Linked DNA regions of Homo sapiens: regions 1, 2, 3, 4 and 6 are each linked to region 5. The links are chromatin loops, found by intact Hi-C in ENCODE. Cell type or tissue: Calu3. All regions are shown on one strand. Links, peaks and the distances in the headings refer to the core of each region. The heading gives the core; the rest is flanking DNA.

Region 1 (5,374 bases), core at 436-4,435, 300 kb after region 5:
GGATGAGACAGAACTAGGGGAGAAACAACTGGAAATGCCCACCTCTATTTTACAACCCAGAATATTAGAAGGGAAAGACACCTGTGAAGTGACATGGTCCAGCTGTCTCATCTCACACATGGAGAAATGAAGCCCTAAAAAGTAAATGACTTGTCCAAAGTCATACAGCTCATCAGTGACATAAACCTCAATGAGAACCCAGTGCTTCCATGAGTACAACACAACACAGCTATTGATCAGAAACTGTCACACATCTCTCCAGGGTTTGGGTACCTCTTTAGTCCTACACAGAAATATATGTTTCCTCACCTGATAACCTTTCTTCAGGCACCTGAGTGAGTCTGCTTATTTCAAAGCTGATGTGGGAAAGAGTTACGAAACAAAAGGCACAGTACCAACCTGGAACAAATGTAGTAAGGTATTCAAACCATTGCCTGATTGTTGAGTCACCAAATAAATGCACCACTTTTCTTTGTAAGCACTCTGTAATGTTGTCAGGGTCATTAAACTGACGCATCTTAAACTTTCTGGGCCTCCACTGGTCTTTATAATAATACCCAGAAGGAAAAGTTCCTGAGCCTTGAGATAGTTCTAGACTGTTAGTTTCTGCAAAGAAAAAAGAAAAACAAATATTTTAATATTCTCCTCCAACAATAGATGAAAAATGTCCCAAGAAACAATTATGCCCATGTATTTGTTAGCCTGATAGCATGTGGGAAACATTTCCTGCTGTCAGACCTCAAATCCCAGACTTTTCTCCTGATTAAAAAAAGGTTTTCCACAGCCATAAAAAAGAATGAGTTCATGTCCTTTGCAGGGACATGGATGAAGCTGGAAGTCATCATTCTCAGCAAACTAACACAGGAACAGAAAACCAAACACCACATGTTCTCACTCATAAGTAGGAGTTGAACAATGAGAACACATGGACACAGGGAGAGGAACATCACACACCGTGGCCTGTCGGGGGGTTGGGGGGAAGGGGAGGGAGAGCATTAGGACAAATACAAGGCTTAAAACCTAGATGATGGGTTGACAGGTGCAGCAAACTACATGTATACCTATGTAATAAACCTGCACATTCTGCACATGTATCCCAGAACTTAAAAGTAAAATTAAAAAAAAAAAAGGTTTTCCTTTGTACAAAAATGGGAAGATCTGAAATGGGCATGAAGGTATTGGTGGACAGAAAGGAAAGGAGGGACTTTCAGCATTCCCTCTGCTTACATTTTTTTTGAGATGGAGTCTCACTCTTTTTGCCCAGGCTGGAGTGCAGTGGCACAATCTCGGCTCACTGCAACCTCCGCCTCCTGGGTTCAAGTGATTCTCCTGCCTCAGCCTCCCAAGTAACTGGGATTACAGGCACGCATTACCATGCCTGGCTAAGTTTTGCTTTTTTTTTTTCCGAGACAGAGTCTCGCTCTGTCGCCAGGCTGGAGTGCAGTGGCATGATCTCAGCTCACTGCAACCTCTGCCTCCTGGGTTCAAGCGATTCTCCTGCCTCAGCCTCCCGAGTAGCTGGGAGTACAGGCGTGTACCACCACACCCAGTTAATTTTTGTATTTTTAGTAGAGATAGGGTTTCATCACGTTGGCCAAGATGGTCTCAATCTCTTGACGTTGTGATCACCCACCTCGGCCTCCCAAAGTGCTGGGATTACAGGCGTGAGCCACCACGCCTGGCCAATTTTTGCACTTTTAGTACAGATGGGGTTTCACTATGTTGGCCAGGCTGATCTCAAACTTCTGATCTCAAGTGATCCGCCCGCCTCGACCTCCCAAAGTGCTAGAATTACAGGCGTGAGCCACCATGCCCAGCCTGATTACATATGTTTTTATCAAAGCCAAATATAAAGGAAGACAAAACCAAAGGAAATGTGTGGACATAAGCATTTATCCAGCATTCTCCCAGAAGAGAACAGTTTCTCACCCACATGCCTGCGAGGCAAGTAACAACTTAGACTAATACTTTACACATACAGAGTAGTATTAGTTCACTGTTTTCAGCCCATTAAAAGCAAAGTTAGAATCCATGAATCCCATCTTCAAATTTTAATTTTAATTCCAAAAAAACACCACTTAATATGGAGAACAAACTAATGGCAGACAATCTAACGGATTATTCTCCATTATACAAAAGGTTCAGAAAGTCTTTATATATAATGAACAATGCTAAAAATACATCACCAATGTGTACCTCCTGGTTGTAACCTAGTTACACTTGATAACACAAGCAAAACGACCTTTCAGAGGGAAAGTCAACATCCTTCTGCCCTAACACCTCCTGTAGAAAATGCCACACGTTACATGCTTCAAAACAGACTGTGATGGCTAATATTTCTTGCAAGTTTACTCTGCCTCAGACACTATTCTGAGCAAACGTATTATCTCATATGCTCACAGTAACTCTTTGAAGTAGGTCCTATCACTATCCCTACCTTTCAGAACAGCTAAACAACTTGACCAAGGTCCCAGAGCTGAGCTAGTAAGGAGCAAAGCCAGCACCTGGCCCAAGCAAGTGAGCCCAAAGCCCATGATCTTAACCACTGTGTGCTAGATCACTTCTCAAAAACAGATGTTTATAGATGTTAACCATTTCTTTTTTTTTTTCTTGAAGGTATATATTTATTCATTTCTAACAATTATTCAAACCTACAATCTTCAAGAAACCACCAGGTTATATCATTTTCTTACACAACCTTTATCAAAGTCCAGTCATTCTATAGTCACCTATTAAGCCACAATTTGGACTCTAAATGCTTACACAACTCAGAAATTTAAATTTAAGTGACTCCCCTATTTGTGACTACTTTTAGCTTATTTGACTTGACATTATCTGTGTTACTCCAAATTATTTTGGTTTTTATCCCTCCAAAGATGATGTTCTATTTGACACAGAGTGCATATCTAATCTTTTTTTCTTCGGCATCTGCTAATTCTTTGCAGGTTCAGAGCCCAAGTAGAAAAGGAAACTGAACGCTGATTTTAAAAGCTTTATTTGGCAAATGCGATTATCAAAGAAAAATTGTCGGGGGCATGTAGGGTAAACATTTCCTAGGCTTGTTCAAAAATAATTTCTCAACATGTTATCAAGTGTAGCTTTAATATGTTACTGCACCTTGTGCAAAGCTCCCTCATTATATCAGTACATCGAGGCTGCATAGTTAGAGAGCTCCAGAGACGACACCTAGGGCCCACAGAAAACATTTACTAGAATGAGAATTAAAAGTTATTTTGATGTTACAATTTTTTACCACTGTTAATTCGGTAGACTCGGTTATTCTGTGTCAAATATGTGTTATAAAGAAAAGTATATGTCACACAGGAAACAATTACCATTTCCATTCAAATGTTAATTATATTTACTACCAGAGCTAAGGAAAGCAAATCAATTACTAAATCTGACATTAATTCTTTAAACATGCTGCATGCTACATGAGAAAAAAATCATATTTTTTAAATGAAATGCACATACCTATGTTGCCCCCTTATGGTCAACTGGGACAAAAACATTTCCTGACAATTTTAATATGATTTTTAAGAAGTCTGTGGCTGTTTAAATGGTGTTTCTTGGAACTCACAATGCAGTTCATGTAAGATAACTGAGATATGAAAGTCTCCTAAATAGATAATATAACCCCTAATGTACTATTCACATGGAATAAAAATAATTAAAACAAAAAATAAAAATGAGTTATTACTCAACTTTATGGTTATCTTGAAAATTGCTGGTGAAGGAAGAAGTTTAAACAGAGGTGGTTGTAAAAGCAGATATGAAGATTTGGGCAAAACCAGAAGGGATATTTTTTATTATTTGAAAGTAATGTCCCTGCATCTCTAAAATTTCTTGGCTTCTCTTTAAAGCCCATGGTTTGCATTTTCCTCCAAAGGGTGTCACGCCATGTAATCCATTAGCCATAATGAGGGCTGTCTGGGCCAAAGATGGAACAAAACGAAAGAGAAAAAGGCAGAGAGATAAATTTCCCTAAATCATCCAGAAAGAGTTGGACGAAAAGGACACAACGTGAATTGAGGTGGGGCGGGGCAGGGAGGGCTGCGGGGTGAGATGTGCAGCAAACCTGTCCATTAATTTTATGGTATGGAATTGTCTGCAGAATTAAGAACAGTAAAAGGCAGGACAAAGGGGAGTACACAGTTTATAAGGGGGAAAACAAGACAGAAGAAATGGGATCAACCAATTCCCTGCACCAGAGACTGCCATGAGCATAGGAAGCTTGGGATAAGGTCAGTAGGGAGGGACAGCCCTCAGCAGGATGAGGAATGAGGATAGTGTATATTGAGCTGGTTAGGAACACTCTGTCAAGTGCTGGGAATATGAGAAGGGCCCAGCTACACAGTAATTGTAATGGCTTGAGTTTGAGTTTACTCCTTGAATTCCCCCTATGAAACCTTGGAAATTTAATTTTCTTTCCTATATATTTTAGTCCCCTAAAACCTCTGCAGTTTACAGAGGTAAGCTAAGAATGCTATATAGATAGAAATTCTATAAATTCATAGACTGTTGAATGGGACCTTAGAGAGTAGCTAGTCCAAATATCTTTTTTTTTTTTTTTTTTTTTTTTTTTTTTTGAGACGGAGTCTCACTCTGTCACCCAGACTGGAGTGCAGTGGCGCAATCTCGGCTCACTGCAACCTCCGCCTCCCGGGTTCACGCCATTCTCCTGCCTCAGCCTCCTGAGTAGCTGGGACTACAGGCGCCTGCCACCACGCCCGGCTAGTTTTTTGCATTTTTAGTAGAGATGGGGTTTCACCGTGTTAGCCAGAATGGTCTCATCTCCTGACCTCATGACCCACCCGCCTCGGCCTCCCAAAGTCCTGGGATTACAGGCATGAGCCACTGCGCCCGGCCGTCGAAATACCTTTTAAAGATGAAGAAAGCAAGTCACAGAGTGACTTGGCAAAGTTTCTCAATAAGCGTAGAGGCAGGTAGTGGTAGAGGTGGTACCACTTACAAAGAAATACATTTTGCTGATATATTGAGGAGGCTTCCTTCCCTCAAATGCTATCAGTTAGTAGTTTTATATGCAGAACATGGGCCCTTTGATTTTCCCGGTTAACGAAATTAAAGATATTCTGTATCAAATTATTCTTTCCAGTAATTGGAAAGTAGTTGTCTTTAAAATAGCTTTGTCCCTTTGACATCTGCATCCAGATAATTAAATTTTTTAAAAATAAAATAGCTTTGTCCCATTTGTTATAACATTTATCTGCCATTTTCTAGAAATCAACATCAGATGAGGTCTCATCCACAAAATGACTAGTTTCGTTTTTACTGCATAACATGAAACACTATCATTCACTTCATCATTTGTATACTAGAAGGTTGATAAATTTCACTACTGCAGGCCAGGTAC
Region 2 (5,374 bases), core at 898-4,897, 250 kb after region 5:
ACAAAATACCTGTATTCCTTGGCTCATTGCCCCCTTGCTCCATCCTCAAAGCCAGTAATTGTGGGTTGAGTCCTTCTCAGGCTTGGAATCTCTAAGATTTCCTCTTCTGCCTCCAGCCAAAGAAAACACTCCGCTTTTAAAGGGCCCGTGTGATTAGATGAGTAGTTTCCCTATCTTAAGGTCAGCTGGTTAATAATTACTTTATTTACCTTTGCAAAATCACTTTTGCAATGTAACCTAACAGAATCACAGGAGTAACATCTGAGGCAAAGATAGCCCTAGGACCATCTTAGAATTCTGCCTACGATTCCAATGCTAGATTCTATCCAGCACCACTCACCTTCTTCGTGTCCTCAAAAATACCACTCACCCAGACATTTTAAAGTTGTATTTAAAAAGTAAATGCTGCAGTGGCACACACCTGTAATCTCAGCACTTTGGGAGGCTGAAAAGGGAGCATTGGTTGAGGCCAGGAGTCTGGCCTGGGCAATATAGTGAGACCCCCATCTTTACAACAAGAATAAATTAGCCGGGCATGGTAGTGTGCACCTGTAGTCCCAGCTACTCAGGAGGCTGAGGAGGGAGAATCACTTGACCCCGGGAGGTCAAAGCTGCAGTGAGCTATGATCATGCACTGCACTCCAGCCTGGATGATAGAGTGTGACAAAGAGAGGGGAGGGGAGAGGGAGGGAAGAAGGGGAGGGGGAGGGGGACAGGGGAGCAGAAAGAAAGGAAAGAAAGAGAAGGAAGGAAGGAAGGAGAGAGGAGAGAGAAGGGTTGGAAGAAAGGAAAAAAGGAAGCAAGGAAGAGAAAATTCAGATTCAGAGCTCACTTTCCTGATTGCAATAATTAAGTCTGGAATATGACAGAAAATACCAGATATGAAAGTTAGAGGAATTGTGTTTTAATCCCAGGAGGTCAGGGAAAGGAGCAGTCAGTAAGAGCTGGAAAAAGCTTAATAGAGAAAGTGGCACCCAAGCAGGGCTTTCTAGGATGCACAGAATTTGGGGAGGTGAGGACTTGACAAGAGACAGGAATAAACAGAGCATCAGCTGATACAGTGAAGAGACCCACCTGATAGCCCACTGGGGAAAAATGAGATGAGATTAGACAGGCAGGGTCAAGCTAAGGTCAACATAGCTTTGTAAACCAGGACAAGAGTTTGCATCTGATTCAACAGGCAGCATTGAGCCTTTGAAAAACTTTCTCTGTTTCTTTAACAGTATGCCAAGTAGTGGAAATTTTGGGATTGGTAAGAAAAGCAGGAAGATTGGAGGAAGAATAATTAGAAAGCTATTTACTGGGGACACAAGTTACTTATCTGTTAGCGACTCTTACTGACAATCTATAATGCTTGGAGTGGGCTTTAACTTATTCTAGAACAAAATATGGGGGCAAGAGGAAACAAAAATGGCAAAATGTTTATAATTGATGAAGTTTCATGATAGATGTATGTGTTCAATATACTATTCTGCCTACTTGTATGTGTGTTTGAATGTTTCCGTAATAAAAAGTCAGGTTCCTGTCTATTGTGGTAATCCAAGAATAAAGCCTTGAAAACCTAGATGTGGGTGGTGGCGGAGAAAATAGAAAAAAAAAAAATTAACAGACTTTTTTTAGCTACCCTATTAACTGATTAATAGACATTTTGACCTTGATAACAAATTTGATATAACTTTAGCTGAGGGAAGAAACAAAACTGATTGATTTATATAGATAGGGAAATAGAATAATGTCATAAAAGAAAAACTTGTCAGCTGTCTATAAATCCTGCACTTTAAATGACGTACCTCATTAGCCTGTATGATTAGAATGTGTATAGAAATTAATAACCTGTGTAAATTAAACTTCTGTCTATACATCTTCTTATTACACCACATTGGCAGGATCATGGATGGCTCACTGCAGCCCGGAACACTGGAGGCCCAAACAGTCCTCCCACCTCAGCCTCCAAGTAGCAGACACTACAGGCATGTGCCACCACACCTGGCTAAAAATTTATCTTTAAAAAAATTTTCCAGGAATATTTTGAGTAGAGGCACCATCCAAATGCTTACTTGTTTTCCCAAATGATATATTTTGAATTTTCCTTTGATATATTTTTCAAAATATATATTGGGATATATTCAAATATATCCCAAATGATATATTTTGAATTTCCTGGTGTAAGAAGTTACACCAGACAAAATTGCTATCCTGAAGACGACCAATTCTTCCATATCTGTGAGAGCCTAAAAAGGAGAATTTTTTGAAAATTTTAAAATATTCTGGAAGGAATACTTCTTGGGAGCAAAAAGAAAAGGATACCTTTTTTAAAGACAAAAGAAAAATGATATCTAATGTAAAAAAAAAAACACCTCTGGCACCAATTCAGAAAAGCAGACTCTCACTGGACACACTCCCACTGAGGCAAACACCAAAACTAACCCTAGAGTGCTGGAAGAAAATAGCAGTTCGCCTCCAGACCAGTCGACACCTGGGGCTTCCACGAAGGCCAATCAGGAAGTACCCTACAGTCTTACACAATCACTTGAAATTAAAGTACTACCTGAGAGATGTTTGGCTGCAAATAGGGAGAGCAGGCCATGTGAATTAAGATACCATGAATTGAGTTAATAAAAATAAATAGTAATTTGAAACTTAAACCCCAGATCAATTAAGCTAAGGAATCTAGTGTTGTTTCACAATCTGAAATTTGTCCCGATTGTCAAGCCTACAGGAACTATGCTGATCCAACAGGTAAACACATGCTGGATCCAACTACCAAGTTCCCAGAGCTGCTGAAATCTTTATTTCTGGAGCAAAAGCCAGAATCCTATCACTTAAAAAGATAATATCTAGAGTTAAAACAGTCTATTTCAATTGAGTTTTAGCAAAGTGGAATCAATTGTTATTGTATGAAACTGGATTTGACCCTTGACTTTTAAACATTTGCAGTTTTCAGTGACTAACTCCTCTACTGTTATCATTCCAAGATCAGATGCCGTAAAGCATAGGATTTTAATTTGATTTGGGATCATGTTGCTTCTCACACAGCTCTAGGTAGTGTGATCCAAGGTGAAGAGCAGCAGATTCATTCACATGTGTACCAGGGAGCAAAATGACAAGAGACAATTATAAAAGCTTTGTTGGAAGTTTAGGATACTTAAAGCTCTTTTAATCATTATCATAATTTTTGAGTTACAGCTCAATAAATATTTTTGTTTCTCTTAAAGTTTATCAATGGTAAATGAGTTGCCTGGTCAATGTTTAGTATTATAGCTAATAAATGAAATAGAGATATTTTACCATACATTAGATCAATAATAATATGTAAAAGATACCATAGATTCTGAAGACAGGCTATAGGATTGCTCAGAAAGAAATATTCATAAGTTCTAGAGATCTATTGTACAACATTGTCCCTATTATTGTACACTTTACAATTTCGTAAGAAAATAGAATGTTCTTACCATGATAAAATGATTTTTTAAAAAAGGAAATATTAATCTTACTCATTTTTTAAGAGAAATAATGATAACAGAAATTATTATAAATCCTCTTTCCTGGTGTAGTAAGTTTTAAGTTAAGGCTGCCCAAAGATATGTCCACATCCTAATCCTCAGAACCTGTGAATGTGACCTCATTTGGAAAAAAAGTCTTTGTACAATTTAGAATACTGAGGCCGGGCGTGGTGGCTCATGCCTATAATCCCAGAACTTTGGGAGGCCGAGGCAGACAGATCACTTGAGGTCAGGAGTTCGAGACCGTCATGGCCAAAATGATGAAACCTCGTCTTTACTAAAAATACAAAAATTAGCTGGACATGGTGGAGCACGCTTGTAATCCCAGCAACTTGGGAGGCTGAGGCAGGAGGATTGCTTGAACCTGGGAGGCAGAGGTTGCAGTGAACTGAGATCGTGCCACTGTACTCCAGCCTCGGTGACAGAGTTAGACTCCGTCTCAAAAAAAAAAAAAAAAAAAAAAGGTCAGGTGCCGTGGCTTACACCTGTAATCCCAGCACTTTGGGAGGCCAAAGTGGGCGGATAATCTGAGGCCAGGAGTTCGAGACCAGCCTGACCAACATGGTGAAACCCCGTCCCTATTAAAAATACAAAATTAGCCAGGTGTGTAGCCAGGTGTGGTGGTGCATGCCTGTAATCCCAGCTACTCGGGAGGCTACTTGAATCCAGGAGGTGGAGGTTGTAGTGAGCCAAGATGGCACCATTGCACACTCCCCCTCAAAAATAAATAAATAAATAAAATTGAGATGAGGTCATCCTGGATTACTCAGGTGGCCCCTAAATTCAGTGGTAAGAGTCCTTGTAAGAGATATACAGAGAGGAGGCACAGGGAGGAGAAGGCCATGTGGAGATGGAGCAGACACTGGAGTTATATTGCCACAAGGCAGGGAACACCTGGAGTCACTAGAAGCTGGAATAGAAGGCATGAATTCCACCTAGAGCCTTTGGAGGGCACATGGTTCTGCCAACACCTTGGTTTCAGAATTCTGGCCTCCAGAACTATGACAAAATGAATTTCTCCGAGTTAAGCCACCAAGTTTGTGGTTATTTGTTAGACAGTCCTAGGAAACTAATATACTTGAGAAACTTAAACACCAGAATCACCTTAGAAAAGTGATTTCTGAAAGCAGGAAAAAAAAATAAGGTGACTCATGATTGTATCTTCAAAGCTAGTTTCTATACCATAGGATCCAACGTGCCTGGCACACTGCACATCTTCATCAGTTGCCACTTCATCCCCATACGCATTCCAGAAACCCATTCTGTTACCACCATATGGCTACTGCCCAACCACAGCTACTCTCCAAAGTCTGCATTTCCTAATTAATTTAGACTAAAACTGCATTAGAATCACCACATATAATCTGCCAGAAGCCCTGAAAATCCTGGAGATTCTGATTCAGGAAACCTGGGGTGGGGCCTAAGTATTTGCATGTTTAACAAGCTTCACATAAGATACTAATGTCGACCAAAGACTGAAACTTTGAACCTAGGGCACTCAGCAGCTGCACTATCTCACCCCCAAACCCTCTTGAGCTGACAGGCAAGGGGAATGGTGTGATGGAGAGAGCAGGGACAACAGGCCAGAGGACAAGGAGTACAAAGGAAAAAGCAAGACACATTTTGAGAGGAATCTACAATCAGCTGGGCGTGATGGCTCATGCCTGTAATCCCAGCACTTTGGGAGGCTGAGGTGGGCAGATCAGTTGAGACCAGAAGTTCGAGACCAGCCTGGCCAACATGGTGAAACCCCATCTCTATTAAAAATACAAAAACATTAGCCAGGTGTGGTGGTGCGTGCCTGTAATTTCAGCTACTCAGGAGGCTGAGGCACAAGAATTGCTTGAACCTGGGAGGTGGAGGCCGCAGTG
Region 3 (5,374 bases), core at 424-4,423, 190 kb after region 5:
ACAGCTGGCACTTGGCCTGGGGTGGGTGAAGGGCAACTTCAGCTGAGGCTGTCACTCAGAGTGCCTACATGTGGCCTCAACAGCAGTCTCAGGGTAATCAGCTGTCTTCCATGATGGTTCCAGGTGCCAAGAACAAGCTTTCCAGTGAACAAGAAATATGCTTCATGGCCTCTTGTGACCCAGTGTCAGAGGTCACCTAGTGTTACTTCTACTGCACCCAACTGGTCCAAGCAATTACCAGCCCACTCAGATTCAAGCGGAGGAGAAATAGACCCCACCTCCTAATAGGAGAAATGGCAAATAATAAAAAGTAGGCCAGGCGCAGTGGCTCACACCTGTATTCCCAGCACTCTGGGAGGCCGAGGTGGTTAGATCACTTGAAGTTGGGAGATTGAGATCAGCCTGAGCAGCATGGTGAAACCCCGTCTCTACTAAAAATACAAAAAATTAGCCAGGTGTGGTGGTGCACACCTGTAGTCCCAGCTACTTGGGAGGCTGAGGCACGAAAATCACTTGAACCCAGGAGGCAGAGGCTGCAGTAAGCCGAGATCATGCCACTGCATTCCAGCCTGGGCAACAGAGCAAGACTCTGTCTCAAAAAAACTAAATAAACAAACACATTAACATTATATAATAGAGACACATAACAAAGCTGAAAATTATTTAATTAAAAAACTAATACAACTTTTACCAATCTATGGTAAAATGGATTTAAAAAAAGAAAAGTATAAATAAAATCAGGAATTCAAAAAGAAAAAACATTTGAAAACTTAGATAATACATTAAAATGTCTTGAAAAATATCACTTAACACAAATCCCTTCGAGTAAAACATGTTAATAGTTTTCTAACCATTAAAGATACTGGGTCTGCAGTCTAACCACTTGTATTGGCTTCTATGACATTTTCCACTCAAATAGTGCATATTTGGTTATTGAAGGCATATACTCGATTTTTTAAATATAATTACAATTTAACAGAAATTATTCCAATCTATAGAAAACAGAAAAAATACTCAATTCTGTTTCCGAGCTTTGTATAACCTTTATTTTAAAAACTGACAAAAGCAGTACAAAGAAGGAAAATAATAGGCCAGTTTCAATCATGAACATAGATGCTAAAAATTAAACATAGTATAAGCTAAACAAGTCACCCCAACTATTCTCTAATGTACTGAAATGTTCTAATTTCTTGACCCACTGGGTAGGTCATTGTTCCCACTGAGTGGGTACATTGAGTTTTGTAAACCATTATCTTTTAAGCTGAACAAACATATATTTGTTCAAATATATTTTGTGCACCCTTCCATTTATAGGATATATTTCATAATTTTGTTTTTTTGAGACGGAATCTCACTCTGTCGCCCAGGCTGGAGTGCAGTGGCACGATCTCGGCTCACTGCAACCTCTGCCTCCCGGGTTCAAGCAATTCTCTGTCTCAGCCTCCTGAGTAGCTGGGGTTACAGGCAACCACCACCATGCCAAACTAATTTTTGTATTTTTAGTAGAGACGGGGTTTCACCATGTTGGCCAGGCTGGTCTTGAACTCCTGACCTTGTGATCCACTCACCGCGGCCTCCCAAAGTGCTGGGATTACAGGCGTGAGCCACCACGCCCAGCCATATTTCATAATTAAAAAAAAAAAACACTATTCTCTAGAAACACCTGACACATTCATTCACTCTCATTAAACTTATTTGATGTCCATTGACCCTCTCAGAAGTCTGCACTTGGTGCTACACAAAGTGTGATTCAACACCTAGTAGCAGCAGCAGCAGCAACATCACATAGCAACTTGTTAAAAATGAATATTCTGGGCCCCACCACAGACCTACTAAATCCGAATTTCTGGACATCCAACTCAGGAATATGTGTTTCAACAAGCCCACCAGGTTATTTGAAGATTCACTCAAACTTGAGAAACACTGCTCTACATAACAGTGACAAGCAATAGAGGAGTTACAAGCAAGAGCCTGGGACTCGAGCCCAAGAGAACTTGAGCCAGAGGCAACTTTGCGTTCAAAATCACACCACGGCCTTACCTGCAGCACACATTGCACCATGTTGGGTTTTCCTTCTTTGAAGGACCAGCCTCGCCTTGACCAATCTTATTTCACAGTAAGGATGATAATTTTTCAATGACTCATACCTGAACATCTGTGTTAATTATATGGCTATTGTTCTTCAATTATATTACAAGATTTCTTCTCCACAATGGTCACTGTGGAAGCCACCCAGAATAAACTCGCTGCTGTATCTCTGAGTGAACAGGAAATGTGTTCATTCCAAATTATCCAGGAACAAGAACTCTCTTTAATTCACTGACTAATCAACCGTTTGTGGGAATACTCAAACATCCTCCTCCTTCCTGCCACCTCTCTTTTGTCATTTTCACTCCTCCCCAGAACCCTTGTAAATAAAGGAGAAACAATAGACAGTTACTTTCAAATAGGTTCCTCCGGATACCTGCAAATGACTGTGTGGGACTAGAGACCAGAACAGTTGGTCAGAACAAGACATCTTTTAATCATTGATTAAAATGCTCATTTTATAGATAGCTAAATTAAGCCTTAAGAAAGCTGAATAGTCATCAGTGATAGAATTAAAATAAAACATTTCTTTTTATTTTTATCAGATGTATACTTTCACATAATTTGAAAAGACATATCTTTTTTTTTTTTTTTTTTTTTTTTGAGACGGAGTCTCGCTCTGTCACCCAGGCTGGAGTGCAGTGGCATTATCTCCGCTCACTGCAAGCTCCGCCTTCCCGGGTTCACGCTATTCTCCTGCCTCAGCCTCCCGAGTAGCTGGGACTACAGGTGCCGGCAACCACGCCTGGCTAATTTTTTGTATTTTTAGTAGAGACGGGGTTTCACCGTGCTAGCCAGGATGTTCTCAATCTCCTGACCTCGTGATCCGCCCGCCTCCGCCTTCCAAAGTGCTGGGATTACAAGCGTGAGCCACCAAGCCCGGCCCGACATGTCATTTTTTTAAATATGAAAAACAGTAGCCCCCGATCTAGAGGAAACAATTTTCCACTCCTTCAGAGGATTCTTTGGAATTTATCACTATATCTCTAAATAATATGAGCATATTGTATTTCTTGATGTCTCGGTTTTAGTGATTGTCTACTGATTTTCTAGGAGGGAAGGTAAAGCTTTAGCTTTCTTTAACCCTCCCCTCACCCCACAGTAAACACATTCTTTCCGTTACTACCACCACCCCCCTCATTCACTTAATAGAGTTGCATTGAAATTTCAGCTAGATCAACATTCACTGTTTACATTATCATGACTATGTAAATGTCATTCACAGCTGAGACATGTAGTCAACTACAATTAATTCCATTTCCTGCACAAGCTTTTATTGACTGGGAATGGGAGAAAGAAGGACCCAGGTGAGAAGGAACTGCTGTTTGCTTGTTTTTTCTTATTTGCTCATAAGATGAGTAGTATATTTACTTATCATCAATTCAATTCCAAACTCTGTCACATATCTAAAACTCCCATAAACATTGTGAAACACAGTGTCAGATAGTCTGTTAACTTCATCTTCTTAAGAAAATATTTGGCTGGCAAGATGGCTGAATAGGAACAGCTCTGGTCTGTAGCTCCCAGCAAGATCAACACAGAAGGCAGATGATTTCTGCATTTCCAACTGAGGTACACAGCTCATCTCATTGGGACTGGTTAAAGAGTGGGTGCAGCCCACAGAGAGTGAGCTGAAGCAGGGTGGGGCATCACCTCACCCAGGAAGCACAAGGGGTCAGGGAACTCCCTCCCCTAGCCAAGGGAAGCCATGAGGGACTGCACCATGAGGAACAGTACCTTCTGGCCCAGATACTATGCTTTTCCCATAGTCTTCACAACCCGCAGACCAGGAGATTCCCTCAGGTGCCTACACCACCAGGGCCCTGGGTTTCAAGCACAAAACTGGGCAGCTGTTTGGGCAGACACCAAGCTAGCTGCAGTTTTTTTCATACCCCGGTGGTGCTTGGAATGCCAGCGAGACAGAACCATTCGCTCCCCTGGAAAGGGGTCTGAAGTCAGGAAGCCAGGCGGTCTAGCTCAGGGATCCCACCCCAATGGAGACCAGCAAGCTAAGATCCACTGGCTTGAAATTGTTACTGCCAGCACAGCAGTCTGAAGTCAACTTGGGACACTTGAGCTTGGTGTGGGGAGTGGTGTCCACCATTACTGAGGCTTCAGTAGGTAGTTTTCCCTTCACAGTGTACATGAAGACTCCAGGAAGTTCAAACTGGGCGGAGCCCACCACAGCTCAGCAAAGCTGCTGTATCCAGTCTGCCTCTCTAGATTCCTCCTCTCTGGGCAGGGCATCTCTGAAAGAAAGGCAGCAGCCCCAGTCAGGGACTTATAGATAAAACTCCCATCTCCCTGGGACAGAGCACCTGGGGGAAGGGACAGCTGTGGGTACAGCTTTAGCAGACTTAAACATTCCTGCCTGCTGACTCTGAAGAGAGCAGGGGATCTCCCAGCACAGTGCTCAAGCTCTGCTAAGGGACAGACAGCCTCCTCAAGTGGGTCCCTAACCCCCATGCCTACTGACTGGGAGATACCTCCCAGCAGGAGTCGACAGACACCTCATACCGGAGAGCTCTGGCTGGCATCTGGCGGGTGCCCCTCTGGGATGAAGCTTCCAGGGGAAGGAACAGGCAGCAATCTTTCCTGTTCTGCAGCCTCCACTGGTGATACCCAAACAGGGTCTGGAGTGGACCTCGAGCAAACTCCAGCAGACCTGCAGCAGAGGGGCCTGACTGTTAGAAGGAAAACTAACAAACAGAAAGAAATAGCATCAACATCAACAAAAAGGACATCCACACAGAAACCCTATCCGAAGGTCACCAACATCAAGACCAAAGGTAGATAAATCCACAAACATAAGGAAAAACCAGCACAAAAAAGCTGAAAATTCCAAAAACCAGAACACCTCTTCTCCTCCAAAGGATCACAACTCCTCATCAGCAATGGAACAAAACTGGACAGAGAATAAGTTTGATGAATTGACAGAAGTAGGCTTCAGAAGATGGGAAGTAACAAACTCCTCTGAGCTAAAGAAGCATGTTCTAACCCAAAGCAAGGAAGCTAAAAACCTTGAAAAGAGTTAGATGAATTGCTAACTAGAATAACCAGTTTAGAGAAGGACATAAATGACCTGATGGAGCTGAAAAACACAGCACAAGAACTTCATGAAGCATACACAAGTATGAATAGCCAAATCGATGGAGCAGAAGAAAGGATATCAGAGATTGAAGATCAACTTAATGAAATAAAGTGTAAAGACAAGATAGAGAAAAAAGAATGAAAAGGAACAAACAAAGCCTCCAAGAAATATGGGACTATGTGAAAAGACCAAACC
Region 4 (5,374 bases), core at 435-4,434, 69 kb before region 5:
GAGAATGGCATGAACCCGGGGTGCGGAGCTTGCAGTGAGTGGAGATCAAGCCACTGCACTCCAGCCTGGGCAACAGAGCAAGACTCCGTCTCAAAAAATAAATAAATAAATAAATAAAAAGAGTAACGTAATTTCTAGTAATGCTATTTACACATATAATGAATAATTACAAGTGCCAACTTCAAAATGCATGATTAGGTACATAGTTCTGCTGTAGGATTTAAGTGGTATGTGAGCAAAAAGTTTGAGCATCACTGTTCTAAGCTGCCTGCAGGTCTATCTTGGCTAAGGACACTTAAATGTCTGTTAGATGTGGCTCATCTGATGCCATTTACCGCTTCTGCTACACAGTTTACCCTCCCACTTGCCTCAGTTTACCCTCTGCAGAGCTGCTCACCTGAACTCCCCCCGGCCCTCAGGAGTGACAGCAGAGAAAACACCACCTAAAAAATGATTATGGTAATGCAAGGGCCCAGAATATAGAGACGCATGATAATGTGGGTGGGAAGAGTGCTGAGAGAAAGAGGGACCTGAATGTCCATGTAAAACCTGCACCTAGTGTGCAGGCTAGAGTGGTTGCCACAACAACCCCTCCTTAAGGGCCAATTTGCAAAGGCTGCCTTGCACCCAACCGAGCAGGACTTCTGAAATCAGACAGTAGGTGAAAGACTTAACTCTTCCAACAGGGACGATCACAGGGTGATGGAGGTATTTGAAATCTCTTGAGGTAAGTAGTGTATGATTTTGGTGCAAACTCAGGGTCTCCTTCTCCAGGCATAGAAATTGGCTATGCAAGTGGCGATTACAGCCAGAATGCTACTTCTAAAATACACAATTAGACATTTCCCTAACTTAAAGCCTTTTAGCAATTTCCTATAACTTTCAGGCTGACAGTCAAACTCCTTAACTGAGCACGCAAATGCTTCATAATGTAGCACATTCCATACTCTCTGGCTTCATCTCCCAATACTGCCAGAAAGCACTCTGCATTCACTATGGCTATCTCCAACAAGGAGCAGGCCTCCAGCTGTGTCAGGCTATTGTCCCAACTTTGGGACTATACAAAAACTAGTAGGTCTGCCTAGAGAGCCCTTCCTACTACTTCAACTGGCCTGCACCTCTTCCTCAAAGACAGAGCTCAAGTATCATTTCCCAGGCCTCACATTTCCATTGTTTATTTCTTTGTGCCCCTAAAACAACCCTAATCTGGCATTCATTATATTGTGCTGTATGTATTCATTCATTCACTTGCTAGCTCTCCTTGCAATTTCCTAGTAGGCAAGGCCTGAGGAAAGAGGAAACCAGTTAATTATATAAATGAACTAAACAATTACACAAAAGGACCTGGGAGATGGAGGAGTTGGGAAATGAAATAGAAATGAGGAAGACAGGAAGAGGTACAGAGGCAGAGGGAATCAATGGACTCTCCCCACCTGCTTTCCCATCCCAACATGCAGGCCTCCGTCCCTGCTTTGTGCTCTGTCAGAAAAATCAGCAGGGCTCAAAAACCAGCCCTGCCACTTAGCTATGTAGCCTGGCATAAATTACTAATCCTCTCTCAACCCCAGTTTCCTCCACTTTCAAATGAAGATATAATTATATTAACTTCCATCATAGAGTTGTTATAAAGATTAAATTAGCTAATGCTTATGTTGCACCAGACACAGAGCCTAGCACATAATAAACACAGGATAAGATATTAGCAAAAAAAAAAAAAAATGCATTTCTAGTTCATGTTGAAGAATAAGAGAGCACACTTTTTTATTGTTTTGTTTTTTATTTTTCTTTAAGTTCTGGGATACATGTGCAGAACATGCAGGTTTGTTACATAATACCCCCGCTCCCCTTGCCCCCAACCCCCTGAGAGGCCTCCATGTGTGATGTTCCCCTCCCTGTGTCCATGTGAGAACACACTTTTTCTCAGGCTTCATAAGGCACATGGCCTGGACTAAGGTATGGACTAGTCTGATATAAAGTTATACTCTGATCCAGAACATTTAATCTCAGTGTTGAGCACAGCAGAGCAAACCTAAATCAGTAATGTCACCACCAATTTGAGTCCATTCTTTAGCTGAAGGATGACAGCAATAACAAGCTTGGGGTTGGGGTCAGGAAGATTTTGCTATATCTGTATTAACAACATAGTTTTAGTGTCTTGACCCTTAGAAAGAAAATTAAAAAAGCATGTGAGGTTGTTCTATGAAGATCTAAGGAGGATCCAGCCCCACAACAAAAGAGGCTTCACTTAGTGGGGCCTGAGCTTCGCAAGCCTCCTGAGAATGCTAAAAAGTTCTTTTTCTTCTCACATGCATAGTAACAGAGTATTTGCCTGTTGACCCAACCACTAGATTGGATTCGGAGGTAAAATATTATCCAGTTGGATTAATTATTATATCACATTGGACTGGATGCCTCTGCCATGCATCAGTTTTCTTGGTTGGCCACTGATTAATAATCATCGTCTTAACATTCTAGACATGCTGCCTGATTAGTAGTTCCTGGCAGCAGTGGCTGATAGCAGTTACTGGAATCTCTCCTTACTGGGTGATTACATAATATCTACACCTAACTGCACAGCTGGTCACGATAAGCCACGATGTTTGTCCTGAAGATAGTGTCATTTTCACCAGACTGATCTCCTTATTATTTGCTCAGCTCGCTTCACTTTTGCCACCTTTGTGCCTTGCTCTCTCTTTCCTCCCCCCACAATGGCTTTTCTTCCTCTCTAATTGTTCAAATTCTACAAGTCTTTTAAGGCCCAAGTCAAATGCGCCTTTTGACCATCATGAACTCAAGTAAAAAACAGCTTGTTTCCAAATTCCCACTGCACTTTATTTTCTATGCAGTGATTTTTGTTTTATATCCTCTTTCTTTACTAGTGCAATGCCTCACACACAGTAAGCACTAAATGACAGTTTATTGAAGGCATGAACTAGTGACCTACTACAACTAAGGCTGCAATAGATTACTTGAAAATATAAATAAATAGGTTATATTTATGAAAAGAAAACACTTTACTCCCTATGAGGAAATCCTGCTTTGTAACCAATAGCTAAGTCCACTTCCTGCTGTGTGCCTCCTGAAGGGCTTGGGAAGCAGACTCTAGGTGGAATGCATTCTAGAATTTCATCTCTGGCTTGTCACCAAAATAACTTGGCCTTGCTTTCAATCCATGGATATTGAAACTATGCCCTAAAGTAGTAGCAGCAGAGTTCAGAGTTAGGGAAATTTGGAAGTGATGTGATGACTTTAAGTTGATGCTTTGGATTGAAGGCAAAAATGCCCTCCACTTCGTGGATCTACTTATTCCTAGAAACGAGAGTCTTTGAGGGGCTAGAAGTGATCAAGAGATGGGTCAGGGTAAAAGTTGGGGGAAAATAGAGGAGATTTATATAGACTCAAAATTCAGGAATTATTTTCAATGGTCAGATTGAGCAATGGCATGCTTGTTATGAAATAGAAAAGGCTCACCAGTTAGAGATGCATGCTGCAAAATGACATGATTTCTGGGATTTGCTTGAAATACTCAAGAGAAAAAAAAGGAGGAATGAAGAGAGAGAGCAAGATCCGCAAAATGTTGTTAGCTCTTTAACAGATTGATTAGTGTATGAAAGCTCATCATACTAGTCTCTCTACTTCTGTGTATTATGACATTTCTACGCTAAAAAGATTTAAAAGAAATACTCTTTTAAGACAGTAGTTACCCTCTTCTAGCTGATATCCACACAAGAGTTTTGTCTGAAATGACAAAGAAGGGGGAAAGGGAATTTTTATTATGTTGATCACCAGGTTTTGCCATCTGATTTAATCCAGACAACTCCAAATCATTGTTGTGTTATGTGCTCTGTTAAGAAAGTTAAAAATCCATGTGTGCACCATGACCTGGAAAAGATATCCATTGTCTTAATTTCAAACACACTAATAGTTATTTACATTGTGTCCTCAGTCAAGATTTCAGTCTGACTCTGGTAGACCAGTTCTTTGGTGTTTGTTTGTGGAGTGGGTAGAGGGAAGAGAGATCATAAGTAGCCTACAGGTTAATAAAATTCCTGGCAGCATACCTGGTAATAATCTGGGTAAACATGTAGTCATTCAGCATATCTCCCCTAATTTAAATTTAGCTGTGAACCATTAATCAAATAAAGTATCTTTCACAGAAGTTAATTAATAACTGTGTGCTTTTCTTTACTTTTTTTTTTTTCACCGTCAAGCAAAGGTCAAAGAAATTCAGACCTTTTCCTGTTGTCTTAGAGGAAAATAGCCCAAATTTCTATTCACAGAGTAATGTAAGACACCAAACGGATCTGTGCTGTTAAATGTAGCTTGTTGCTGTTTGCAAGTACCACCAAGGACTGGAATCCTCAGATAGCTGAGGAACATTTTTTCTTCATTGCTATTTTTTTCCCTGGGATGAGCGTATGTTTTTAGAAAAAACTACATTTTTTGGTCCCAACGTCACTGAGTATCAGATGGTAGAAGACGATAGAAGAGACAGGAAGTAATTTAATTGACTCGCCTAACAGAACTGGCTTGGCAGCGTATTACAGGAAAAGGAACACTCTAGTTAAGATTAAAAAATAAAAATAAAAAACCTTAGCGAGCCCCTTTATCAGCTGCTACTTGCATAGAAAGAATTTTACGGGGTTTGTGGGCCTAATAATACTTTAGCAGATCTAGGCTTTGGGAAGTGGAATTGACTAAGCTAAGCTTAAAGAAGCCGGCAGAGACATTGAAACTGGCAGGTGCCTATATTTTTACATTCCTCTGTCATTAGAGTATTATGTTCATTCGAATTTCTTCGGAAAAATCATCTAATTCAGCATTTCTTAAATATGTTTACAGAACTGAAATATTATTAATCATTATGAGAAAAAGTGCTTCATGGTCAAATGAAGCTAGGGAAATTCTGGGTCAAATCAAGTTCAAGTGTTTCTTTACTTTGAGACTCTCCAGTACCTTTATTATGTTAGTAGGTATTATGACTCTTCAAGAAGAGAAATGCTGTAAGACCAGAGGAGTTTTCAGAAATCATCTTGCAAGACTAGTTTTCCAAAAATATATTGATGACTATGATATGAAAATAAACTCAGATACACATACATGCACACACACACACACACACACACACGCACAGAGTAAACATGAACAAACTGGAAGATATTTGTGGACCATTTTCTTTACTGGTGTGAATAAGTCTAAAGGCAGCTACAATTTTTTGCCTACTGACCAGGGAATCTTTCTCTTTCATTTAAAGAAATAAGAAAGACCTATTTTTCCAGCACGCCTTCAGACTAGAATCTGGGCAGCTGCTTCCTTCCTGCTCTAATGCTAGCAAATCCAGGAACCAAGAAGCTGATAAAGAAGGAGATGCCTT
Region 5 (5,374 bases), core at 742-4,741:
TAAGTAAAGGAAAACTTGAAAGTAATATATAACATGGTTTATCCCAGTTCCTAGCAGGAGACAAAGGTAATTTTAGGGAGCAAAGAGGAGTAGAGTAGTGTCGCCCATATGTGAGGTTCTTCCATCTTTGGAAGGCAGTGCATGACCAATACCCATACTTGCTCAGAGATCACCTCCAACCGTACAGGTAGCTGAGCCTAGTGGGGTGCTTGGGAAGTGGCAGTGGGAGAGCAGAGCCAGAAGCCAGTGAGCCCAGAAAGTCCACCCAGTCTTGAGCCTTGAAGCCAGAGCACCGGGGCCATAGCAGCCAGGAGAGACTGGCATGGAACAAAGCCTCTAAGGACTCCAAGTAAAAAGGAAAATCACAAAGGTGTTGATTAGTTCAATTCTTAGCGTGGTAGAAAACACAAACTTTCCTTGTATGTGCCATTTGGAAGGAGTCAGTTGATTCAGTCTATCTGAATGAGTAGGTCAAGGCAGGGGGAGAACATATGGTAGAGAACATAACCTGTGTAGACTCTGGAAACACATGCCTTCTTCCTTCCTAGAGTACGTATTTGGAGGAGACCCTCATTAGGAACTGGAAACAATATTCATTCTGTCTGGTCCTGCTCAGTTTATAGACTTTCCAGAATTAGTTAGGCAGCTTTCCTCTATCAGGATAAATGGATGAGGCAGGGAGAGCACTGAGGTAATGGGCACCTCGCCTATTTCAACAAGGGCCATCAATGGACATCTCTTTATTTACCAGATTCAGGACTAAGTAGTTAGCAGACGGCCTAAGGGCTATTCTGAAAGGCTTTTTAAAGATTGTTTGAGATTGATGAGGATCCACAGACCCCATGAAAAGTTAATCATTTAGTGTATTGTGTATCTACAAATGTACCTGACAATGTAGGGGCGGGGGATAGATTAATGATAAATAAATAAATGAGAAATGATTTCAAAAAGGAGAAAGTGCTCTGAAGAAAATAAAATATGGTAATGTTTTAGATAGGATGGGAGCAGTTACGTTTTAATAACAAACAATCCCAAAAATATCGTGTCTTAACAAAGTTGTGTTTTCTGTGTTTTGCTTTCTTACTCATGCATTTATACGCCACACATTGCCAGGGGATCTGGTCCATGTTGCTCTCATGCCTGGACAACACCAAGGGTAATGAGACTGCACCATCACATCACTTTTATGTCCTGTTGGTCAACACTTGTCCCAGAGTCCTACCCACCTGTAAGGGTGTCAAGAAAGTACACTTTTCCCATGTGTCCCAAAGGAGAGGAGAGCCACAGATGAGCACACAAGATGGAGGGGCAGGGGAGGCACAGCGGCTGACTAGGGTGGTCTAGCAATGGTGTTCCAAGGAGACAACATTTAAGCTGTGACCTGAAGGGTGAGAATAAATCCACTATGTGAAGGGCAGGAAGGGCACTTCAGGCAGAGGGAACAGCAAATGCAAAAGTTCCTTAGGTTAAAGCAAGTGTACAAGGAAATTAATGAAGGCCTGTTTGACAAGAGAGCTGTGAGGGAGGGGGAGAGTGGTAGTCAATGCAATCAGTGAAGCCAAATGATGAAGAACTTTGAGGTTCATGATAACAGACTTAGCTTTTATTCGACGTGTGCCCCAAACTCAAGTTCACTAATGTTTCCTCTTTTTAATGAAAGCAAAAAGCTATGCTTATATAACACTGAAAATAAAAATTCAGTTTTTGCTTTCCAGAATTTTCTGTTTCCCAGACTAAAATGAACCTTTATCTTTTTCATATTCACCTCAAGTTCACCTTTTTCTAAAACATTTGAAATACCGCAGAACATCGTGACAGGCTGTATAGTGTTTCCTGGAACTATTTACCTCAGTTCTGCGTTTTCTCAGGCCTCACGTCAAAGTCTTGATCGGCACCCAGATCTGTGCTCATAGCTGCTGACAGAACACACATTTTCTCAAAAGGCAAGAAAAAGGAAGCCACCATTCTGAGAAGAGAAAAAAAAAAAACTCTCCAGAGGAATATCTCTTCTCTATTAGAACCCAGTGTTTCTAGAATAGAGCCACATATAGAAAGCTTCTTACTCTTAAAGAAATTATCTAGATTGATTAATGTTCTAGTGTTTATTGAGTTTCCAGAGTAGCTGGAAGGTCAAGGGAGGTCTTGAGACCTTTATTTTTCATGCTGTTTATGTTTAACAAAAATTTCTTCAAATCCAAAATGTTGTCATCTGGTCTCTAACAAAAATAACAACTTAATAAAAACATTTGATAAAATCTCTGTGAACCTCAGGTTTTTCATCCATAAAATAGACATGACCAGTAATAGCAACAAAGCCAAACATTGAGATGACAGGGCTGCTGCTGAGTGGGCTCAGCCTCCTCACTTCGAGCCATGTTGACTGCCTCGTGGAGGCACCGTGAGCTTTCTCAGCGGTCTAGTGGAGAAGTGAACTCAGCCGAATGGCTTGCATGACACGAGGTGTTGCAGGCTGCTTCACAAAGGCCACTAACATGAATAGTGATCTGTCGGAAATTTGACCGAGCAGCTCACCTGATTAGAATGTATTGCAAAATAGCGACATTTTTGTTCAGACAACTCTGCTACAATATCCTTAATGTCTGCCCTGTAGTAAAGTATAATCATTAAATATGCAGACTTTGGAGTCAGTTAATCTGATATCCAGTCAGTTCACCCACTCACTAGCTGTCGATTAACCTCTCTACGCTTCATTTTCCCTTGTTTGAAAATGGAGATAGTAGGGTTTGTTTAATCAGGTTATTGGAAAGATTATGGCATATTTCCTGTAAACCTGTCAGCACAGTATGTGATCCATGGTAAGTCTCAGTAAACATTAACTTCATCATCATCATCATCAACCTTGAAAGGAGAAGAGTCACTACTTAAAAATCTACACATGACTTGGGAGTGTCGATTTTTCAGTTTCTAGCTATCAGGCTTAAATATTTAAGAATCATTCCAAAGAGTAAATTCAAATGGGGGAAGAAATGCTGAAACTTCCTCCTGACATTCAGTCTTCAGCATAAGGAATTTCTTCCTCATTTTTCAGTTTTTGTCCCTATTTGTTTGTCCATGTGTTTGTTTTTTCCTTTCCTAAGTTGAGATGGAGAATTTCTACTATGTCAGAAACCCTTTGTATCTGAAGTTTGTAACTGGACAACTCTAAGCCTTCTTTTCTGCTAATTCCAGCATTGCATAACACAACTGAAGTCAGATTCTACTTTCAAGATAATTCTTTTATTCTTTATAAAAATTAAATAATGTATGGTGAAAGTGTGTGTAAACAATAGGTTTCCATTAAAATGTCACCCATTATCATATTTATTGTTTCCTTAGATCCTTCAAATATCATAAAACATTGTCACCCACACTGTAAAGGTAACTGGGTTAACTAGTTTGACTAGTTAAAGGGAGGCCAATTGTGGGTTTTACTCTGTTCTTCCATCTCCAACATGAACTGCCTTTGGAACAGGTCATACAAACCAGAAGAGAAGCAATCAGCTATAGATGACAGCTAAAGAGCAGAGGTGCATAATTTACTCCAATGATGTCTTCCCCAAAACATAAATTCATAAAAATGCTTAAGATCACCATAGATAAATGTCAGTATGGCTCCTCTGGTTCAGTAGACAATAATCTCATAAGTAGCATATTCAGCTAAAATTAATTCTAAAAGTCCACAATTTATTCCAAAAGTATAAATCTGCTTTTACCTGAATTATTTATTCAAGTAGCACTTTTTTGCCAGAAAATAATGGTTTTTATGTAAAATCCAAAATCACTAGGGATTCTTCAAAATTTTGCATCTGATATAGGGTTTAACACTTAACATGTGGCATAAAGAGAAAAGGAAAGATGTAGAGGTTACCTGAGCTTGTATTACTGCTTCCATTTTTTCCTTCTTCAATTGCAACCACCTAACTTTAGGCCCTTCCCGTAACAAGAGGGGGTTAATAGGAAAGGTTCCTAAACAGACGTCATGCTTTATATGTAAAATGCCAAACACACAGCATACACTCTATACATGTTCATTTCTTCCCTCACACAACCCCAACTTCTGCATTCATTTGCTAGAATACTACTATATCGGTTTTCTCTTTTTACCTCCAAAAGAGCCAGTATAGCAAAAGATGTGTGTGTGTGTGTATAGTGAATATATTGAATATATATATTATATATATATAGTGTGTATATACAACACAGAGTTGACCTTTGAATAATGCAGGGGTTGGGGCACCAATCCTACCCCACTCCCCACCCCACCCCCACAGTTGAAAATTCACATATGACTTTTGACTCCCTGAAAACTTAACTACTAATAACCTACTGTTGACCAGAAGCCTTATTAATACTATAAACAGTTGATTAACACATATTTTGTATGTAATGTGTATTATATACTGGACTCTTACAATAAAGTAAGCTAGAAAAAAATGTTATTAAGAAAATCATGATTCTTATTTTTAATTTTTAAAAAAGAAAAAGAAAATCAGATGCAGGGTGTGGTAGCTCACACCTGTAATCCCAGCACTTTAGGAGGCCAAGATGGGAGGATCACTTGAGCCTAGGAGTTCAAGACCAGCCTGGGCAACATAGTGGGAACCCCCATCTCTTTTAAAAAGATATGAAGAAAATCATGAGGAAGAGAAAATATGTTTATTAGGTATTAGGTGGAAGTGGATCCTCATGAAGATCTTCGTCATCATGATCTTCATATTGAGTAGGCTGAGGAGGAGGAAGAGGAGGGCTTGATCTTACCATATCAAGGGTAGCAGAGAAAGAAGAAAATCCACAGAACTTTTAAAATAAATATAGTCAGCCTTGGCCGGGCCCAGTGGCTCACACCTATAATCCCAGCACTTTGGGACACCGAGCTGGGTGGATCACGAGGTCAGGGGTTCAAGACCAACCTGGTCAAGATGGTGAAACCCCGTCTCTACTAAAAATACAAAAATTAGCCGGGTGTGGTGGCACATGTCTGTAATCCCAGCTACTCGGGAGGCTGAGGCAGAGAATTGCTTAAACCTGGGAGGCAGAGGTTGCAGTGAGCCAAGATCACGCCACTGCACTCCAGCCTGGGTGACAGAGCAAGACTCTGTCTCAAAAACTAAATAACTAACTAACTAACTAACTAACTAAGTAAATAAATAAATAAAGTCAGCCCTGCGTATCCACGGGTTCCACATCCACAACCAAAGGCAGATCAAAAATACGGTATTCACGGAATGGGAAACTCATGGATATGGAAGACCAGCTTTTCCTATAAGCAGATTTCTCAGGTCAACTGCGGGACTTGTGGGACTTGAGTATGCAGGGATTCTGCTATATGCAGGGAGATGGGGTTCTGGAACCAATCCCCCACAGATACCAAGGC
Region 6 (5,374 bases), core at 700-4,699, 50 kb before region 5:
TAGAAACCAAAAAAAAAAAAAAAACTGTTTCTATTCGCAAATGAAATGATTACATAGAAAATCTGAAGGAACTTTTCTTAAAAAGTGGAGCTGGGGGTACAGTCTTAAAACTAATAAGTAAATTTACCAAGACCTCAACCTACAAGGTCAACATTTAAATATCAATGGTATTTCCATACACTAATAATAAACTATATTGGAAAGTGAAATTTTTAAAAAATATCATATAGAGCAGCTCCAAAAAACAAACAAAAAATTTTAACTAATACTTAAATATAAGTATTTTCTACCCCCCTCCCTAATGGGTATTATCAGGTCGTGGGTCTCCCCCCATTTTACCGTCATGAAACAGGATCCTCCACCCCTGCCAAGTCCTAGGTTATACTTTATACATAAATAAAATATGCAATTCTGATGCACACACTTGGTGATGGCAGAAATCTGTGGAAAGGAAGTTCATAGTTGGTTTGGCAGAGCAAAAACACAAACTACAGACGGCAATAGATTCATGATTCAAGCCAATTAATTCAGAGGAAAGAGCATTTTAGAGTCATAGGTGACCACAAGAATGTAAGGACTCTGGTAACAGAAAATCTTGAAGTGGTGGCATTTGGATTTTCACATGGCATGAAATGAAGATTTGACAAAATTCTACATCTAGAGTAACCATCTGACTCAGCAATGACACCTATGTACTGCCACATTAATTAGGAGAACCTTCCAAATATGTCAAAGGGGATGCTGTCTCCTCCAGAACAAAAACAAAAAGATTTCTCTGGCTTCAGTTGTGTTTAGAGATTTTTTTTTTTTTTTTTTTTTTTTTTTTTTGAGACGGAGTCTCGCTCTGTCATCCAGGCTGGAGGGCAGTGGCGCGATCTCGGCTCACTGCAAGCTCCGCCTCCCTGGTTCACGCCATTCTCCTGCCTCAGCCTCCCAAGTAGCTGGGACTACAGGCGCCCGCCACCACGCCTGCTAATTTTTTGTATTTTTAGTAGAGACGGGGTTTCACCGTGTTAGCCAGGATGGTCTCGATATCCTGACCTGTGATCCGCCCGCCTTGGCCTTCCAAAGTGCTGAGATTACAGGCGTGAGCCACCGGGCCGGGCCTAGAGATTATTTTTATTCTCCTCTAGGTTCTGTGGCCACTAACAACTAGCTAGTGGTTTTGGGAAATTTTCTGGTGCCAGTTTATTAATACTTTCTAAATAGTGAAGCCTTGATTAAAACAACTTTAAAAATACTTTTATTATTCATGTTCCACCAGGAAGCAAAATTTTATTTTTATGTCAATATGTGCCACTAGCATTAAAAGAAAGATTGTTGAGTTGGTTTGATTGATTGATTATTCCAAAGGGTGGTAATACTTCTGCGAGCAGTGGGAAGTATGTCCTGTGGATCCACCCTAATGAGGTTCTGTGAATGTGACTGTGACCCTTGCCTTGCTCTGCAATGGAGAAAAATAATCATTATTCAGAAAGAAAAAATAACAAAACTTGCAATTGTATATTATGAAAAGTAATTGCAGCCTTTCTTGAACATTAAACAAAGGATACCCTTTTTAACACTTTTGAGTCAATGTTTTCTTTTCCTTCATAGGACAGCATGCATATGAGTAAAATAAGATCATGTAGGACATGGCAAATCTAATTAATATGGCTATACTCTCATCCGTCTATTTAATCTGTACAGCTATTTCATAATATAGGTTAATTTGCTAAATATAATATAACCTGTAATTTGTAAATCTATTGCCTAGAAATGAAAAGTGGTACCATATAAAGTGTGAATTAAGCAAAATGTATCTTTAATTCTATTCCACATTGCCTATCTATGATTTTCCCCCACCCCCCATCCCCATATCCTTCATCTAGACCTGTACTATCCAATAATGGAGCCATTAGCCACATTTGGCTATTGACATTTTAATTTATATTAATTAAAATTAAATAAAATTTAAAGTTCCAGTTCCTCAGTCACACCAGCCACATTTCAAGTCCTCTATAGTCACATGTGGCTAATAACTACTATATTGAACAGCCCAGCTATAGAACATTTTCATCATTGCAGGAAGTGCTAATGGACAGAGTTGCTCCAGACTCTGAGTCCTTCTGCTATCCCGTCTCTGGCCAGGATTCTACCTACCCTGGGCACGCCTTCCCAAGTGTCTTCAGATTTTTCTTCCTTCCACTAATCTTACCCTCATAACTTCCCTGAGCCTTCTCACGACGTCCCATAAAAAGCACAATTTTGTAATTCCTTCCTTGAGGACCTTTCTCTCAACTTAAATGACTTGATAAACTGGTTCATGCTTAGGCAATTTGTGAATGCTCAGAGTTCATGTGTTCTCTCTCCAAAATAACACATTGGTATTTTAGCTGAAAGCTTCTGGAGACATTATGCATTTACAGAAAGGGTTAACTCTCAAAGTGGTGGCTTTAGGCACCATGGTAGCCTAGAACCTTGGTGAACAAACCTTAGAATGCAAGTGCCTTTAGAGCACCTTTCAAATTACATTATCCTGGTGGCCTGTTCACCCACATTGGCCTTGGGCCACTATGCTGATTTGTCTCCTAGGAATGCCAGAATACCCCTCATTGTTACCACAGAGGCATAATATTTATGCATCTGACATGACGTTTATGAATAGTAGGTCAAAAGAAATATGTTTGTTTTTCTTGTAACTGTGAAAGTTGTTAGAGTTCAGGATAGGGTTTTGGTATCAGAATCCATTTACTCTGTTCATTCTGGGCTCCCTGCCAAAGTATCACACAAACAACAGTTAATAGCAAAATAAGAGATAATATAAGCCCCTTAGTAATAGCTTGACAAATGTTTCCTTCTCCCCCAGTATAATGCTTTGATCAAAACTGAACTAGAAAATGCAGCTTAGACCAAGAGATATGAAAAACAAACAAAAAGGCTTCTTACTCCCTAAGTAAGAGATGATTGGGTAAGCAGACAAACTCTAGTTTGCCCTGTGGTTCATTCACTGGGTTAGAAAGAGGCTGCTGTGCCTCAGGGGACAGCCCTCCCTTGCCTGCTTTCCACATACAACAAGAAAGACAAGAAATAATCCTTCTTCCTCAGAGGGCCCTGGCTCTTTAACATGCTCAATAAAAAAGGTAAAGAAGAAAAAGAAGATAGCCAGGCCAGCCTCAGAAGAAAGTCAAGTGCTGTGTCCAGTGTTCCACATCTGGGCTCAGCTGGTTGCTTCCTCATGGTGTCATTTAACTTACTTTCTATATGTAGAAATTTTATATAACTAAGCTTCCATTTTTACAAGAAAAATATTCATATCAATGGCATCTCTCCAATGTTTTGTTTGCTTATTTGGGGATTTTAATTATTTTTTTGTTGTTCTTTGAAGTAATCCATGCACATAGTCCTCATAGTGAAGTAGTACTAAAAGGTTTGTTTTAAAAAGAAGCAGTCCCCTCTCCTCTCCCTACCCCTCCCGGAAGCTACACTTTCATCTCTTTTTAGCTATTCCTTCTGGTTGTCACTGAATATTACAATATTCTGGTACTTACTGAATATTATTTTTAAGACATTTTGTTATGGAAAATTTCAAACACATGCAAAAGTTAGAGAGCAGCATGATGAACCCACCTTATGTACTCATCACTTAGTTTCAGTTATTATCAACACATAGTCAATCCCATGTTATCTATACAGCTACCCATTTACTCACCAACCTCAAAGGTATTATTTTGAAGCAATACAAGACAGCATATCATTTTAACCAAGAATATACCATTCATTGTATATCACTAAAGGAATAGGTCTCTTTTCAAATACATCTAATTCCAATTATCTCATAATTCTTCCTTACAGTTGGTTTATACAAATTAGTGGGCATGATGCATTTTTTGCTACGTCATTTAAATCTCCTTTTTTAAAAAAAAAAAATCTATAGTCTTAGTTCTCAACTGGGGCAATTTTGTTCCCAGAAGACATTTAGCAATGTCTGGAGATGTTTTTCGTTGTCATAACTTGGTTGAGGAGAAAGGGGGAGAGTTTCAATGGCAGGTAGTGCATAGGGGCCGGGATGCTGCTAAAAGCTCCAAAACACCAGGACAGCCCCCAACAACAAAGAATCATCTGGCACAATATATATAACAGGATTCTATTCCCTGCCTCCTCCTCTTATTTCTTGAAGGAACCAGGTCATTTGACCCCTAGAGTTTATCACATTCTGGATTTTGCTGAAGGCTTCCCCGTTTTGCCTTGGAACATGTTTCTCATTCCCCATACTTTCCGTAAGTTATGAATAAAGACAGAACACATGAAAGTACTAAGCCAATAGAGAATATTGAAACATCAAAATTTCCGTGTGAAAATGTGAATCAAGTGGTTGAGTCATAGGAGGGCCTACGGGTTTTTTATTTTTATTTTTTTTTTGAGAGTTCATCCCTCTTGCTTTTGCAAGAACAAGGACATTGAGGCCTGGGGAGGTAACAGGAGTTGGCTAAGTTCAAAATCAAATTTCCTGAGTCTCTGCCTCTTTGAAATTTGAGATATAGCTCTATTTTTTGAGAGATAAAGTCTTAATCTGATTAAGGTTTGATATTTTTGGCTAGAATATTTTGTAAGTGGTGATGTGTACTGGCAGTAGAAGGCATGGAATATCGGGTTGTCTTTTTTGCTAGCAGCCATTGATGATCCTGGCCTAAAGCCTTTATTTCATTAGGATTTGCTCACCAATGTTTTAAATAGTTCATTTCTTCCTATTGAAATATTATTTAATGAAAATATCTTTACTTTTTTGACTATGAAGTTAATGTTTAATTTTTAAATTTGTATTTAACAATATAAATACATGTTTAGTTTTTTTGGGATGGTAATACCAGCCCCTGAAATAACTGCTCTAAAACTTTGGCTTATATTTTTCCACACTTTTTAGTTATATATACATATGTGCGAAGTGTGATTAGATAATACATGTAATATGACAATTTTGCCATTTTCATTTTTATTTAATAATATATAGGAAAAATATGTTCATGTCTACTACATGCATATCTACTGTCTTCCTCTTTTTTTCCACATTATAAGATTCCATATATAAGAAATACCCAAGATAGGTAAATCCATCGTGACAAAATCAGATTAGTGGTTGTCCAAGACTGAAGTGGAGCAGAAGAGAAATGGCTGCTTAATGAATACAGGTTTCCTTTGGGGATGATAACAGTCAGCAGCACCAACTCACCACTATGTGAGTGTCTGTCTCAAAAGTGAGTCCTCTAGGCCCACTCCAGCTCATGCCACCAGGAGAAAAGACAATTGTTCTAACTAAGTCCTACCAAATTTACGGATTCATGAGCAAATTTTTTGTTGTTGATTTAAGCCACTAAATTCAGAAGCATTTTGTTAG

What was found. A loop is a pair of places that touch in the nucleus more often than their neighbours do. Peaks named below come from ENCODE experiments on the same cell type or tissue, not always from the same donor. Only the 100,000 strongest peaks of a DNase experiment are listed, where the experiment ranks them.
Region 1: a loop joins it to region 5, with 9 times the contacts of the local background. A loop is called at or near these places in 3 of 110 quality-filtered maps.
Region 2: a loop joins it to region 5, with 6 times the contacts of the local background. A loop is called at or near these places in 6 of 110 quality-filtered maps.
Region 3: a loop joins it to region 5, with 5 times the contacts of the local background. A loop is called at or near these places in 6 of 110 quality-filtered maps.
Region 4: a loop joins it to region 5, with 5 times the contacts of the local background. A loop is called at or near these places in 6 of 110 quality-filtered maps.
Region 6: it touches region 5 in a loop (6-fold over the local background); 7 of 110 quality-filtered maps call a loop at or near these places.

The regions. Positions count from the first base shown.
Region 1 is chr3:101,812,027-101,817,400 of GRCh38, reverse strand. It overlaps NXPE3 (neurexophilin and PC-esterase domain family member 3), which reads right to left. Exons shown (of 8, transcript NM_145037.4): 7 at 400-606. Among named protein-coding and RNA genes, the nearest start is that of NFKBIZ, 35 kb to the left of the region's middle. In Calu3, for the core only: no CTCF peak of the experiment used is centred there; no DNase peak of the experiment used is centred there.
Region 2 is chr3:101,863,429-101,868,802 of GRCh38, reverse strand. No RefSeq gene overlaps it. Among named protein-coding and RNA genes, the nearest start is that of NFKBIZ, 17 kb to the right of the region's middle. In Calu3, for the core only: no CTCF peak of the experiment used is centred there; a DNase peak (open chromatin) is centred at 2,472.
Region 3 is chr3:101,923,693-101,929,066 of GRCh38, reverse strand. No RefSeq gene overlaps it. Among named protein-coding and RNA genes, the nearest start is that of RDUR, 14 kb to the left of the region's middle. In Calu3, for the core only: no CTCF peak of the experiment used is centred there; no DNase peak of the experiment used is centred there.
Region 4 is chr3:102,179,477-102,184,850 of GRCh38, reverse strand. No RefSeq gene overlaps it. Among named protein-coding and RNA genes, the nearest start is that of RDUR, 240 kb to the right of the region's middle. In Calu3, for the core only: no CTCF peak of the experiment used is centred there; a DNase peak (open chromatin) is centred at 2,490.
Region 5 is chr3:102,110,949-102,116,322 of GRCh38, reverse strand. No RefSeq gene overlaps it. Among named protein-coding and RNA genes, the nearest start is that of RDUR, 170 kb to the right of the region's middle. In Calu3, for the core only: no CTCF peak of the experiment used is centred there; a DNase peak (open chromatin) is centred at 2,442.
Region 6 is chr3:102,160,744-102,166,117 of GRCh38, reverse strand. It overlaps LOC101929411 (a long non-coding RNA gene), which reads right to left and starts at 2,413. Exons shown (of 2, transcript NR_135549.1): 1 at 2,143-2,413; 2 at 1,247-1,444. In Calu3, for the core only: no CTCF peak of the experiment used is centred there; DNase peaks (open chromatin) are centred at 2,170, 2,547, 2,637 and 3,007.